Linked DNA regions of Homo sapiens: region 2 is linked to region 1. Evidence: read pairs that join two places in POLR2A ChIA-PET (ENCODE). Cell type or tissue: A673. All regions are shown on one strand. Links, peaks and the distances in the headings refer to the core of each region. The heading gives the core; the rest is flanking DNA.

Region 1 (7,025 bases), core at 3,384-5,883:
CAAAGGCAGGGGTCACCACCCCCATTTCCCAGATAAGCATGCTGAGGCCCAGGCAGACTGACTGAACCTGCCTCCCACTACTGAGCACTTACCGAATGTGTGGCAGGCTGTGTGCTAGCACAGACACCTTTCTAACTGGCCAAGTGACATCATGCAATTGCTACCGAGAACAAAACCAGTTCCCCTCCTTGCGGCCCCATCAGCGAAAAGGAGGGGAGGGCCAGAAGCCACATCCTCTGCTTCAGGCCTCTTCGCTCCAGCTGTACCCTCAGGTCAGGCTGGCTCTTCCTGGAACTCTGTCCCTCAGGAAACTTCCTGTTTTGTGTGTCACTTCCCTTCCTATCCACATGTCCCCTTCTCTATAAGGGTGGACAGCTGGCTTGCTACCCCACTCCCAACAACCCCCAGGCCTGGGATGCAGAAAACAGGACTGATCATCTCCAGAGAGAACACCATACGTGCCCCTCCTCCCTGCCCTGACCCTGGGCAGAGCGGGCTCAGGTTGCATTTGTGGGAAATCTACTCTTAGTGACCACTTGGCTATGCAGCTTTTCCTGAAATATAGGCCTGTAAGAGTCCCTCCCTCCTTGGGGGTTTAAGGATTGAGACTGAAGCAACTGTCCCTGTGCCTGAGTGGTTAGCACTCCCAAATGTTAACCAGAGATACTGTCAGGGAATTCACGGAAGGTTCGGGGCATGAATGTGTTTTCCTCCCGATGGCACACGCACTGAAATCAAAGTTAGTGCCTAAAGCAGGAGGCACTGCCTAATGCCGAGAGGTGAGACACCAATGGTGGGATTTCAAGGATCAGAAGCAAAGGTACCCTCAAACATTTCCTAACATTAGCATACATGGAGAGCAAAGGGATGCAAAAGTGTTTTACTACCAGGAGTTCACAAATCTGTGGACAGCACACCAGTGAGGATTCCACGGTGTTGGGGAGGCAGGCAGGGTGGTACTCATGACCCAGAGGCAGAGACAGGAGCAAGAGCCCTTGGGCCCACTGCACCCACAGCTTCACATTGTGAAGGAGGCCGGGAGAAGGGGAACAGGCAGGGGTGGGAAGCAGCCCAACCTTGGGTTTTGGAAAAAGATTGCATAGCTCGTTAAAACCCTGACCTCTTTTTTTTTTTTCCGCTCTGTCCTGGGTGACCAGGGTGTCTGCCAGCACTTGGACACGTCAGACCCCACCACCTCCTGTTGGGTTATCTGCTTTTCCCTCTTTGGGGGGGTGGGGAGCATTTCTGGAGTAGGAAAGGACTGGGGCATGGGGCGGGGTGCGGAGGGCCTGGAGAGAGGCCATGGGTCCCGGGGCTGGACCACAGCGGGGCTGTGGGAAGGGTCCTAACCTTCACAGGCCCCCTTCCTGGTTAAGGTTTTTTTTTTGCTGAAAGGGCCACAGGATATATTTGTGGTGTAAACCCCAGAGGCTGCCACTGCTTTCCTGGGGAGCTTGGAGGCCACACCCATGTGACTGCAGGGCAGGATGGTGGACTTCTAGGCCCCTACAGCCTCGGCAGTGTCCTCAGATCCGGATGTGGAAAGTGCTAGAAAGAGAGAAAGGGCAAGAGAGGGTGAGAGGCCCTGGGTCGGGCAGGTAAAGGCTCCTCAGGGAAAAGCACAGCAGGCCCCAGCCCCATGCTGGACAGTGCCTCATTAGGGAACCCTGCATAGTGGATGCAGGTAATCAACACTGGGGGAAGACGGAGGAACAGCGGTGCCCAGGGAGTTCTGCCCCCACTTATCACTGAAGGGGCCCCCAGGTCTTCAACCTTCCCCCTGCAGGGGACAAAGGCCAGTCACACGTCTAGGGCAAGGGTGGCTTGAACGTGACCTCCTGCTTCCTGGCCGCACACCACTGCTCACAAATAGCGAGTGATAGGGGCCTCAGCCCCAACATCCCGGCCTGCCCTGCTCTGCCCTGCCCAAGCCCGGCCCCTGTAGTGGCAGCACCTGAGGAAGTCAGGGGCCTTGGCAATCATGTCCTCGAAGTCAGCAAAGCCCAGCTTGCCGTCACCGTCCAAGTCAGCCTCCTCAATGACCTTGTCGCACACAAGCACCACCTCCTCCTCATCCAGCTCTGACTTAGTGAGCCGGGCCAGCGTCAGCTCCAGGTCCTCCTTGCAGATGAAGTTGTCAGTGTTGAAGTCTGTAGGGCAGGGGTTGGACATGTTCAAGTCCAGGCTGCGTGCACCCAGGGACCCCTACACTATAGCTCTTCCTCCTAGCTGGCCCCACTACCTCCACCAGCTTCTGATGTCCCCAGAGCATCTCCATGCACACTCTTGGGATACTGGATCCCTGCCCCCAAGAGGGCTTACCCACCAGGCATCGCTTAAACACCCACATCCACCACCAACAACAACCCCACAATGACTAAACCACATCCTGAAGCAGGTCAAAAGTCCAAATCTGAGGTTTCCTGAGAACTTCAGGCTTAGGCCAGATAGCCCTTCCTGGCCTTAGCCCACAGTGGACCCAGTGTTCCCTTTAGACTTCTAGAGCTAAGGAAACTAAGGCCCAAAAAGGCCATGCGATTGAATCAAGGTGGGAGAGCCACTCGGAGATGGAGCAGGGATTCTGACTAGGGCCTATGGGACTCTAAGACCCATGTTTTCTAAACTGCACCCCGTTGCCTCAGTGGTGTGTGACCAGAAGACACGGTGGGTCAGGAGACTCAAAATCAAAAGACCCTTAGAGAGGGGCCTGTGCCTGGCCTTTGTGCACACAGAGCAGGGAACATGGTTTGATTCTACCCAGCAAAAGGCACTACCACTGCCCCAAAGCACAGCAAAATGGTTCAGAGGACCGAGCCATGCCTGGCCACATCAAAGTGAACTCTCTCTTCTTACATTTTGAGCCCAACTACCAGATCTGCGCATGTGCTGTTTCTTCTGCCTGGGGTCCCTTCCCAGCAAACTCCTGGTCATCCTTCAAATTTTGGCTCACACATCACCTCCCAGTGGCGGGGCTTTCTAGCGATAAGGGTCCTCTTCCCCGCAAATGAGCTTCTGTTGCCCATTGGCAAACTCTGACATTAATGGTAGTGACAAAGACCCATCATGTGAGCATTATATGCTCTTTCTCATTTAATTTTCAAAACAAAACTATGAGGCAGGCACAATTGAATCTCCACTATACACATGAAGAAACAGAGAGGTGGCCAGGCGCGGTGGTTCACGCCTGTAATCCCAGCACTTTGCGAGTCCGAGGTGGGTGGATCACGAGGCCAGGAGATTGAGACCATCCTGGCTAACACGGTGAAACCCCGTCTCTACTAAAAATACAAAAAAAAAAAAATTAGCCGGGCGTGGTGGTGGACGCCTGTAGTCCCAGCTACTCAGGAGGCTGAAGCAGGAGAATGGCGTGAACCCAGGAGGCGGAGCTTGCAGTGAGCTGAGATCGCACCACTGCACTCCAGCCTCGTTGACAGAGCGAGACTCTATCTCAAAAATAAAAAAAGAAACAGGGAGGTGAAAAGGAGAGGTACCTGCCTGAGGTCACATCCCGGTCATTGTTGGACCCTAGAGCCCAAGCTCTTGGGGTGACTCTGCCCTGTCTATCTCTGCAGAGGCCTGGGCACAACTCTAGGGTATGCGTCAGGGAGTATTCATCTCTGCCCATGGCATGGGACATAGCAAATCTCTGGAAAGATTTGCTGGCTGGCTGGCTGAATTCCTGTGGCCATTTAACCTGAGTAAACTGAGGCTCAGAAGTGAGATGATCATTGTTGCAAATGAGGCCCCAGGCCTCCCCAGCGCCAGACTAGGAGGGCCCTGGCTGCCTCTCCCCACTCCACCCCCAGCCTAGAGCAGCAAGGAAGCCACAGTTCTTCCATGTATTCCTGTGCCCACCCGGTCCATGCGATCTGCACGCCCCTGTCTTGGGCAGACAGCAGCCCGTCCCAGGAGCAATGCTATGGGGTCCAAGACCGGGCGGATGTTGGGTGGAATCTGAGAAGCTTTTTACATGAGCCATGTGGGCATAGTTTGTGGAGGGCAGACTGGCAGGTATTTTCTTTCTAATATGCAAGCAAAACGTGGGTGCACAGACAGAAACCAAAGTCCTCTGAAATAAACATGATAACTAGAAAGTGAAACGTCAGTCTGGGCGTGGTGGCTCACACCTGTAATCACAGCACTTTGGGAGGCCAAGGCAGGCAGATCACCTGAGGTCGGGAGTTCGAGACCAGCCTGACCAACATGGTGAAACCCCATCTCTACTAAAATTACAAAAATTAGCCAGGTGTAGTGGCGGGCACCTGTAATCTCAGCTACTCAGGAGGCTGAGGCAGGAGAATCGTTTGAACTTGGGAGGCTGAGGCAAGAGAATCGCTTGAACCCGGGAGGCAGAGGTTGCAGTGAGCCGAGATCACACGATTGCACTCCAGCCTGGGCGACAGTGGGACTCTGTCTCAAAAAAAAAAAAAAAAAAGAAAAGAAAAGAAAAAAGAAAGCAAAATGTCAGCCCCTGATAGGCCCTGCTGCCTTTGGGATCCAGTGTCTGATCAAACGTGCTGAGGACAGGAGCTTTGACCTTGACTCTTCAGGTCCAAGTTGGGTCCCAGCCCCTTCCTAGGCCTTAGGCATCTCAACTGAGGTCTATCTGAGGATTTGACACCAGTCCCCATGGGTCTGTCAGGCCAGCAGAGGGGGTGAGCTCGTGGGTATGAAGTTTTCTCCCTGTGGCTGTGGGAGAAGCATGAGTCCTTGGCTCATGAGTGCCCGCCGCCCTCTGGTGGCTGGTGAGACAGCCAGCCTGAGGGCAGAGCTGGGCGGGGTGAATCCAGGTGGCCCTACCTCAGGCAGTATTCGGGGGGGCTCCAGAGGCCCCCCTGCAGGCCTGGCCTTACCACCATGGCCTAGGCAGCCTCTCTGGCTCCTCCATTTTACACCTCAAAGCTGCTGAGTGATCCTTCTAGAAAACAGAGCTGCCCTTCCTCACTGGAAACCTTGCAGTGGCCCTGGTGTCTGGATCACTAGGTCCAAACTCTGTGGCTGGCTCCCACAGCCTGGCCCCAGATTCTCTCCAGACTCATACCGCCCCCTGTCCCACCACCTTCCAAGTTCCTCCCATCTCCTTATCAAGCTCTGCGCTTCCCTGTGTCTGCATGGGCTGCGCCCTCTGTCAGGTCTGCCAGCCCCCTCTTCTCCAGTCCAAGCCTCTGCTAGTCCCTGCTTAAAGGTCATGCCTGGGACCCCTCTCACACTAACCACCCGACCTGGGATGGGTGAGTCCCTCCCTCCTTCGTTCTCAGGACCCTCACAGATGTCTCTCAGGGACTGATCGTCTCCCTTGGCCACCCCACTGGACAGGCACTCTTCAGAGGACAGATCAGCTTCACTGTTCTTGGTGTCCCTAGGGCAGGAGCCAGTAGTAACCAGACAGCCTAAGGGCCCCACATGTTCCCCCACCGCATATTCAGGCCCCCTCCTCTAGCCCTGGTTACCATAGATCTTGAAGGCATAGTTTGCCTTGAGCTCTCGGGGAGCCGACTCGCAGAGCACGGAAAACATGTCCACAAAGTCGTTGAAAGTGAGGTTCCCCTCACCATCCTCGGAAAACGCCGCCACGATCCTTTCTTTGAAGGGATTCTCCTGAAGAAAACACACACAGCAATCACTGTGGGTGCAGGATAAGCAGGAGGGCCCCGGAGCCAGACTGTGGACAGCCTGTGTGACCCTGGAGGAGTGACCAAATCCCTCTGAGCCTCGGTTTCCCCATCTGTAAAAAGGGAATAATAATAACACCTTCTTAATTGGGTTGTGATGGGATTAAATGAGCTAAAGTATGTAAGGTGTTGGTACCAGGCCCGGCACATGTAAGAGCTCAGGAAGCATTCTACTGGGTCATGTCACATCATTAAGATGGGCACAGCCAGGGACAGTGGTGCACGCCTGTAGTCCCGCTATTTGGGAGACTGAGGTGGAGGAATCACTTGAGCCCAGGAGTTTGAGGCTTCAGTGAGCCATGATCGTCCCACTGCACTCCAGCCTGGGCGACAGAGCAAGACCATGTCTCCAAAAAAAAAAAAAAAAAAAAATGCTGAGCACAGCCAGTGTGTTATCACTGGAGGCACTGCCTCATCTGAAGCAGAAGCAGAAGCACAGATTCGTCCTGTTACCCAGAAGAGCACACAGAGGCTCTGCCTGGATGTGTAGGGCTCTGTCCCCAGCAGAAGAAGATGACAGCCCAGGGCACTGGTGGCCCTCAGCTCAGGCCGTGTCAGGCCAGGATCGTGGGAGGTGGATGTGGGGTCAGATAACTGGACCAGTCAAGCAGCAAGAGCCATACAGCCAGTTCAGGCCCAGGTCTGCTGTCACTCTGCTCCTGTGAATTCTCCCCTAGACCACCTTGGATGCTGCCTCTCCCAGGGAGCTGTACACGGATGCCTTCCTAGATCCCCAAATCACTCATCCTGCAGCCCTTCCATCCCAACTGAGCTAGCGCTTGGCTAGCGCCATTCCGTGCCCAGCCCAGGCCAGTGCGGGAGGCTCAGAGACAGACCACTTGGGTCCTACCCATGAGTGTCTCACCTGCTCCAGCAACCCTCTGAGCTTGCTCTTGAGCCCCTTGCTGGGCCAGACGGGGTGCTGGTCCAGGGCTGAGCCTGGGGCCCATTGTCTCTCAGGACTGAGGTCACAACCAGAGTGCAGGCCCCAAGTGGATGCCATATAGCACTCTGACTCCACCTTCAAGCCACACATCCCAGGCCTGGCAAGGGGCTACTGACGAAGTCCCACTGCAATGGGGAGTTGTGCCCCAAATGCCTTCTTAATGCTGAATGCACTTTACATATTATGGATAAGGAACTCATGAAACGAAACATTCAGATATATATGGTCTGAGGATCAGCAGCATCAGTCTCACCTGGGAACTTGCTCGAAAAGCAGAATCCTGACTCTACTCCACATGTACTGAGCCTGAATTGGCATTTGGACAAGATCCCTGGGGAGTTTAAAATTAAATTTTAACAGGTACGTTAAAGTCTGAGAAATGATGCTATGGATGACCACCATGCTGA
Region 2 (7,025 bases), core at 1,946-4,445, 210 kb after region 1:
GATTTGACCATTAGAAGGCCTGTGGTGAGCACTGCTGTGGGGTAGAGGAGAAGAGGTCCAGGACAGATCAACTCAACAAACAGCTCAACAGTCCACAGCCACATCTACCCAAGAGCAAGCAAAACCCCATCCAGGCAGACCACAGGCAACTGGGCAATAGGAAACAGCCCCCTAATGACTGATCTCTTCTGTCCCTGTCCAGAAAGTTGGCAATGCCTAGTTTGGCTTCCAAAGGCCCTTCACAAATCATACGTGGGGACTTGTAGCCTAGGACGTGAACCTGTCAGGTCAGGCTAGACTGGCCTGCTTTTGAAAGTGAGCCCAGTGTGTGTGCATCAGGGAGGCGGCCATTTTCAGGTTAAGAGTCCTGGTGTCTTGAAAGTGGGCAGTGCTGGCAGTCCCCATCCATTGTATTCTAATGGACCAAGAGACAGATCGGTCTCTCCGTTGTATAGAGGGGGTTGCTGAGGATCCACGAGAGGGGAAGGGACTTGCCCAAAGCTACATGGCAGGGCAGTGATGCAGCCCACATCAAACCCCGGTCTGTTCACACAATTCCACCAACAGACTTCCCCTTCACACATGCACACGTTGTGGCTTCAAAGTGGTTGAAACAATAAGGACATTTCCCAAACAGACGCTTCCTTCTCCCATCGGCCAAGCCCACCCCTCATCCCCACACAGAGGGTAATGCCTCCAGGAGGGCAGTGTCTGCTGTCAGGGGCGACGGCTGTGTCAGTGCAGACAGACAAGATGGATGGGCCAGTCGTTAATGAGTTAGGGATTCTGACCCGCTTCATGGGCTGGGGGCGAATGGCTGTAATGACCGCTGGGCCAGCCATCCCTGACGACAGGCAGCCCAACCACTGCTGTTCTTCATTTGTGCCCCCCCAAAATGACTGTGGCAGGGGAGCCCCCACTGCCCTTAGAAGACCCACTCTCTGCATCCCTGAGGCCCCCATGCCAGGCAGGAGCAGAGGCTTCATCAGGAAAAGGCCAAAGGCAGAATCAATAATCGCAGCGTTTCGAGATGGGGAAGGGACAGGAGGTAGGCAAAGGCCTCGGGCTGGGTATGAGGTCACCTGGGACCAGAAGAGCCTCCTGTTTGGGTGAAGGCAGGAACTCTACCCTCAACACCTGGCAAAGCCAGCTGCTTCCCAGGATCTTATTTTTGCTTTTCTCCACCTGGGGGAAGGTAGGACACAGAGTCTGATCAAAGGCCTCAGACAAAGGGTCCCGCCCCATCCCCAGTGGAAGAGGATGGATAAGGAACCTGCTAAGCTGTTCAGATCCCAGGGCCTCCCACCTGACTCCGAGAAGCTGCATGGAGGGGGACCAGGCTCCACATGCATGGCGCCTCCAGCCACCACCGCGCCCTTCTCCTCCCCATTCCTTCCACTCCATCTGCCAGGGTCCCTGGCTCCTGGCCTGGATGAGTAGAGCAGACAAAGGCCTGGGGAGGGAGGGAAGAGTATGGCTCCTAGACCAGCTGCTGTGTGGACAACAAGCTTGTGAACCTGAGACTGTGCATACAGAGAACCTGCCTGGAAAACCCTCTCATTCATTGACATCACTGATGCCCACTCTGTGCCATGCCCTGGGCTAGGCCCTGGGCACAGAGAGGAGCAGGACTTGGTCTCCGACTCAGTGCTGCTCTCAGACTGGAGGAAGACAGGTTTAGAAATCCTGAGGCTGAGCACTCCGAGGATGGTATGTCAGGGGGTGGGGGCGGGGGCAGAGGCGAGGGTCTGGAGCATCAGGGATGTTTCCAGAGTTGGGGACATGAGCTGGGTTTTGAATTGTGAGAGGGAATTTTTGCCAGGCAGACAGAGGGGAGGGCAGTGCAAAGCAAAAGAAGTATACAAGGGCCTGTGGTTTCGGGGGGCAAATAGGGATGAGGGGTGGGAGGGAGGGAATGAGACAAAGTGGGATGGAGGGACCCAAATCACAAAGGCCTTTGAGGCCAGGGAGAGGACTCATTTCTGAAGCTGGGGCCACTGCAGAAGGGTTTTAGGCAGAAAAGACTGTAGACCGGAAGACCGGGAGCAGGGGTGGAGAGGACTGTGGAGATGGCCCTGGAGAGCCGCAGCAGCTGATGGGGCGAAGAGGTGTGGGTCCCGTGAGGACAGTGAAGGCCCAGCTCCTGCAGTGGTCTCAGGGCCGTTTGTGTGCGTCGTGCGGGTGCCCCACAAGATCAGCCCTGCTGGGGCGCTGAGGGAGGTGCAGAGGCAGCTTGCGACAGTCCTCCACGGTAGATCCCTGAGACCGAGGGTGTGCCCAGACAGCCCCACTGCCTTTGTTCCCCACCACACGACCTCCAACAGCTGCAGCACCACGCGGGGAACCCACTACATTCCCGGCCTGCACTCTGTCTTAGGGAGAAGTGCCCTGCCTTCATTCCCTATAGTAATAACTACCAAGCAAATGCAGGAACACAGCTGGAAGAATAAAATAGTTTTGTTTCTAAACTCTGTTGCAGAAAAATCCCCCAGCTGGGAGTCAGCAGCCCTACAGTCTGCCCCTGCTCTGACTGTACTTCTAGGCAAGTTCCTTTTCCTCTTGGGGCCTCAGTTTCTCCATCTGTATATGAGAGATGTAAGCCCTCCCAGCTCTGAGTTCCATTTCTTTTTTCTTTTTTCTTTCTTTATTTATTTTTTGTTGTTTTGTGAGATGGCATCCTGTCGCCCAGGCTGTAGTGCAGGGGCACAATCACAGCTCACTGCAGCCCTGACATCCCCAGGCTCAGGCAATCCTCCCACCTCAGCCTCCTGAGTAGCTCCATTTCTTAAATGTGCATAGAACTCTGTGGCTTCCCCAGCACCCCCATCACCCTGTGAGCCTAAAAGAATAGGTGTTACCGGGCCTGTGTGTAGATGTTAAAATTGAAGCCTGATGACCTACTCAAGGTCAGGAAGCATGCTGGCAGCAGCGACCAGACCAAGACCCCAGGTCCTGCTCCCTGGCCCCAGGCCTTTCCCTCAGAGCCAAGGTGGGTCCCTGGTTTGCGCTGGTGGGAAGGTGCTCAGTGATTGGTTTGCTTGTGTGTATTTGATCTAAGTGAGGGTGGGGTGAAGTCGTGCCTTCCCTTGGGGTCATTCCCTGCTCCCTGTGAACAACTGACCTGAATCAGGCCTCTTGTCTTGGGGGGCCTTCCTCAAAGGCCTGTTAGGTAACTGCTGGGCCTGCAGTCCAAACGCAAGGTGAAAACGTGGTTTGATTCTCCACCCTGGGTGCTGTAGAAGGGAAGTGATCCGTGTCCGGGCCCAACAGCAATCCTGGATGTGCACACTGGGTGGGACTTGGGGGGTTAAGCTGCCAGGCGGCTGTCTCTGCCCGAGATGCTGTCACGCAGAGGGGGGCAGGGACTGCTCAGCTGAGGTAACAATACAGCCCATGAATCATATTTACAAACACCCCAGAGAGCAGGAAAGGGACGCTAATTAAATATTCACATCCTGCAGGCCTCGGGGAGCCATGAAGATGACGACATGATCGCAGCTCAGCAGGAAGCTCGGTGCTGCCGGAATGTGGGGAGGCCATCCGTCTCATTCAGCGGCCCGGCAGGCCTTATTATGATGATGAATTTTCAAGTTATCAGCACAAATGCAATCACCATCATAGGCCAAGATAACCCTCTTCATCACTCACAGCCCAGTCTGGGACAGCCTCAGGAGGAAAAGGGGGGCACGGAGCTTGTCACTGGGGGGCAGAGGGAGAAGCAAGCCCCTGCCCCCAGCTCTCAAGCTCAAAGGCCTTCCTGAGCTGAGGCCATTTGGCCTGACAACCCGGCCTGGTGGAGGCCTGAGGCTTGGGGCCCCTCAGGTGGGGCTCTTGGGGCTCACCCAGCTGCCACATTGATCGGGAGAGAGAATGGGTTCCCCTGGACATCTGGGAAGGCTGAGGCAGCTGTCCTGCCCATCCATCCCCAGGAGGAGTTGTCTCTGGCTCCTGCAGAAGCCCGGGGCTTCTATGGACCACACGCCCCACATCCGTCAATCTCGATTAAGGAGGGCCTCAGGGAGCTGGGGGCTTCTCCAGCCACTGCAGCATTGTCCTGGAGATGCCTGGCCTGGGGATGAGGGGGAAGGAGGTGGGCGTGACTCCCATCTGAAAAACCATTAATCCCGAAATGGTGATTGAGCACCCGTGACGAGCTGGCATTGTGCTGTGTCCTGCACGTGCCGCACAAAGGGCAGCAAGAGGTGATTGATCAGGGATGAATGAGTGTCTCTTTCTTTATGGACTTTCAAAGGCACCATTTGGCATCCTGAGCAGGATGATCGATGAGAGGCAGCTGACCCCCCTGTGGCCACCTCCAGGCAGCAGGTGGATAGGAGAGCCCACGTGGGGGACGGTTGGAGGGCCTCCCAGTCATGTGCCTGCTCTGTTAGCAAGAATCGGGGTATCCACCATCGAAGGCCCTTCCCGTTGCAGGGCTGTTGGCCATCAATTTACTTCCTCCTTTTGCACTGAAAGAGAAGCTGGAACAATTGCCACGTTTTCTGATAAATTATAGCCACCCGTTCCCCAGCCTTGCAGCCCAGAAGATCCCAGCACATGTATAAATCACACTAATGAAAGCTGAGGTTGTCATTTTCGAGAGCAGGCGTTTATTCAGTAAACCTTTATGGAGTGCCTGCTAGGTACCCGGGCCCACGCTGAGGGCTGGGCACACGGAGACAAATCAAACCTGCTCTCAGCATGAAAACGCTCACAGGACAGTGGGGACAGGCAGAGGTCCACACCAGGCAGAGCCCCACACCAGGCAGACCCCCACAAAAGGGTGTCATGAGGTAGCCTGGTGCCAGGAGTCTGGACTTTGGAACCAGCTGCACTACCTCCTAGCTGTGTGGCCTTGGGCCAGTGCCTCAACCTCTCTGAGCTTTAGTTCCCTCATCCGAAAAGCAGCCATGAGGACAAGTATCTCACTGGATGGTTGTAAAGATTAAATGACAATGCAGCCCCGTGCTTGGCACCTTCTGGAGGGGGCTCAATAAATGGAGAGTCCTGGCCTAGAGATGACCCCCCCCACCCCGCAACCCCACTGTGGAGATAAGCCACTGGGGCTGTAGGAGGGCAGAGGCAGAAATGCTCACTCTGCCAAGGGGCGAGAGGGGAAGGCTTCCCAGAGCAGGTGATGCTGACGGGAGTCTTCAAGAATTAGCGAAAAGTGAGGGGTGCTGGGGAGAGAAAGGGATACTGGGAAAGGCAGACAGACTGAGAAAGAATGTATGGAAGATGGAGAGTGCTGAGAGGGAAGAGCTGGGAAGTAGGGAGGAGCCAGGTGTGCCTGCAAGGCAGAGCACTGAGATACAGCAGCAGGGGCAGGCGGGAGTTTCCAACCACATTGCACTAACTACATGGAGAATGAACTCCTCTTTTGCAATGGTTCTGGCTGGGGCTGGGAGTGAGGGTAGAGAGGGGCTGGATTCAGAAAGAAGCATCCTTGGGCACTGGGATGGAGAGGAGAGGGCGGCTGAGCCATGGGAAGGGCCAGCTTGACCACAGCGGAACGAACCAGACATGGCCACGCAGAGAGGCCCAGTGTCTGTTCCAGAGAACACATGTGCCCTTAGATACAAGCTCACAGGCAGAGAGATTCACAGACATACACAGAGACATTCGGATCATTCCAGAGCATGCAGAGACAAACACATGGAGACTGATGCACATAGGCATACATGGACACAACATAGAGGACACATGTGCAAGGAGCTGGCTACAGAGAGACACGCAGGAGAGGCACATGACCAATGTGCAAAGCTGATACACGACACACACTCTGAGGAAATGCATGCAGAACACACACCCACAGTGTGCAGACATATGCGAGAACACACAGAAGAGGTGCACACAAAGAGAACCACAGAGCGTGACTACCCTGGGAAGATGGGGACCAACTTTCCCAGTTTCTCATTTTACCACTGAAAAGTCCCATGTCCTGGGAACACTTCTCAGTCCCAGGCAAACTGGGACAGTTGGTCACCCTAACTCAGAGACACACAGCCACACAGATAGCACCAACACCCAGGGGTCTGCGCACACAATGTTATCAGCACAAATGCGGTCACCATCATAGGCCAGGATAACCCTCTTCATCACTCACAGCCCAGGCGGGGGCACACTCTTCATGTATCCAAGGCCTTAGACACCTGGAGAGACACACCGAGGAACACACAGAACAGAGGCATAGACACAAGGCAGGCAGACACACCCACTGCATTCCATCCCAGAGCCCAAGCTCTCACACACACACACACACACACAAGCCCAGACACAGACACACAAAGGCTGCCACACACATCCACAGAGCAAAAAAACGCCAAAATTCAAACCACTAAAACAAACAAAAGGCAAACCAATTTTAGAAAGGGTAAAAGCAGCCTTTTGAATCAGTGGGCTCACGGGATATGGTCTTGTTTAGATGTTAAAGATCTAAACAAGATGTTAAAGTGGAGGAATGGGAGTGAGCAGACTATGGCAAGGGCACAGGGTACACTGGCAGGGGTCCCATGGCTGGGATGTCTGCTAGCAAGGGCACATTCTCCAGCTTGACTCTGCTGGTTAATGTCACTATTCACAGCCATGTCTGCAGGGGAATGTCCTGAACAACTCACTCCCATGAAGCTGAAAACACCTTCCATTTCACAGGGCCATGGAGGGGGCTGAGTGAGTAAAATGTGGGAAGCACCAGGCATGATGCCAGGCACACAGGACATTATGCTCAAGGCGCCGGAGCTATTAAGACATAGGTCTACAACCCCTTTTCTGAAATTCTGAACATTCTGAAAACAAAACATTTCTTCCTATTGGGGGCAAAACCAGAGCAGAACTGACATGAGGCCATTTCTTTATTATACAATTTCACATGAAGATTCACATGTTTTTCTGAGATAATAGTAAGGTGTTTAATTATGGAGTATCACATTAGTTTTGAAAATCTGCAAACCAGGCTGGGTGCAGTGGCTCATGCCTGTAATCCCAGCACTTTGGGAGGCTTAGGCAGGTGAATCACTTGAGGTCAG

The links. Peaks named below come from ENCODE experiments on the same cell type or tissue, not always from the same donor. Only the 100,000 strongest peaks of a DNase experiment are listed, where the experiment ranks them.
Region 2: POLR2A ChIA-PET joins it to region 1 with 10 read pairs; 1 of 35 experiments calls an interaction of 5 or more read pairs at or near these places.

Annotation. Positions count from the first base shown.
Region 1 is chr15:78,103,785-78,110,809 of GRCh38, forward strand. It overlaps CIB2 (calcium and integrin binding family member 2), which reads right to left. Exons shown (of 6, transcript NM_006383.4): 4 at 5,451-5,598; 5 at 1,955-2,150; 6 at 822-1,548. The coding sequence ends at 1,527. SH2D7 (SH2 domain containing 7) reads left to right here. Exons shown (of 6, transcript NM_001101404.2): 6 at 1-578. Among named protein-coding and RNA genes, the nearest start is that of SH2D7, 15 kb to the left of the region's middle. RefSeq lists an enhancer at 244-313. In A673, for the core only: a CTCF peak has its summit at 4,735 (motif pointing left); a DNase peak (open chromatin) is centred at 4,697.
Region 2 is chr15:78,319,045-78,326,069 of GRCh38, forward strand. No RefSeq gene overlaps it. Among named protein-coding and RNA genes, the nearest start is that of CRABP1, 18 kb to the right of the region's middle. RefSeq lists enhancers at 323-908, 3,251-3,834. In A673, for the core only: no CTCF peak of the experiment used is centred there; a DNase peak (open chromatin) is centred at 3,427; H3K27ac peaks cover 1,715 bases.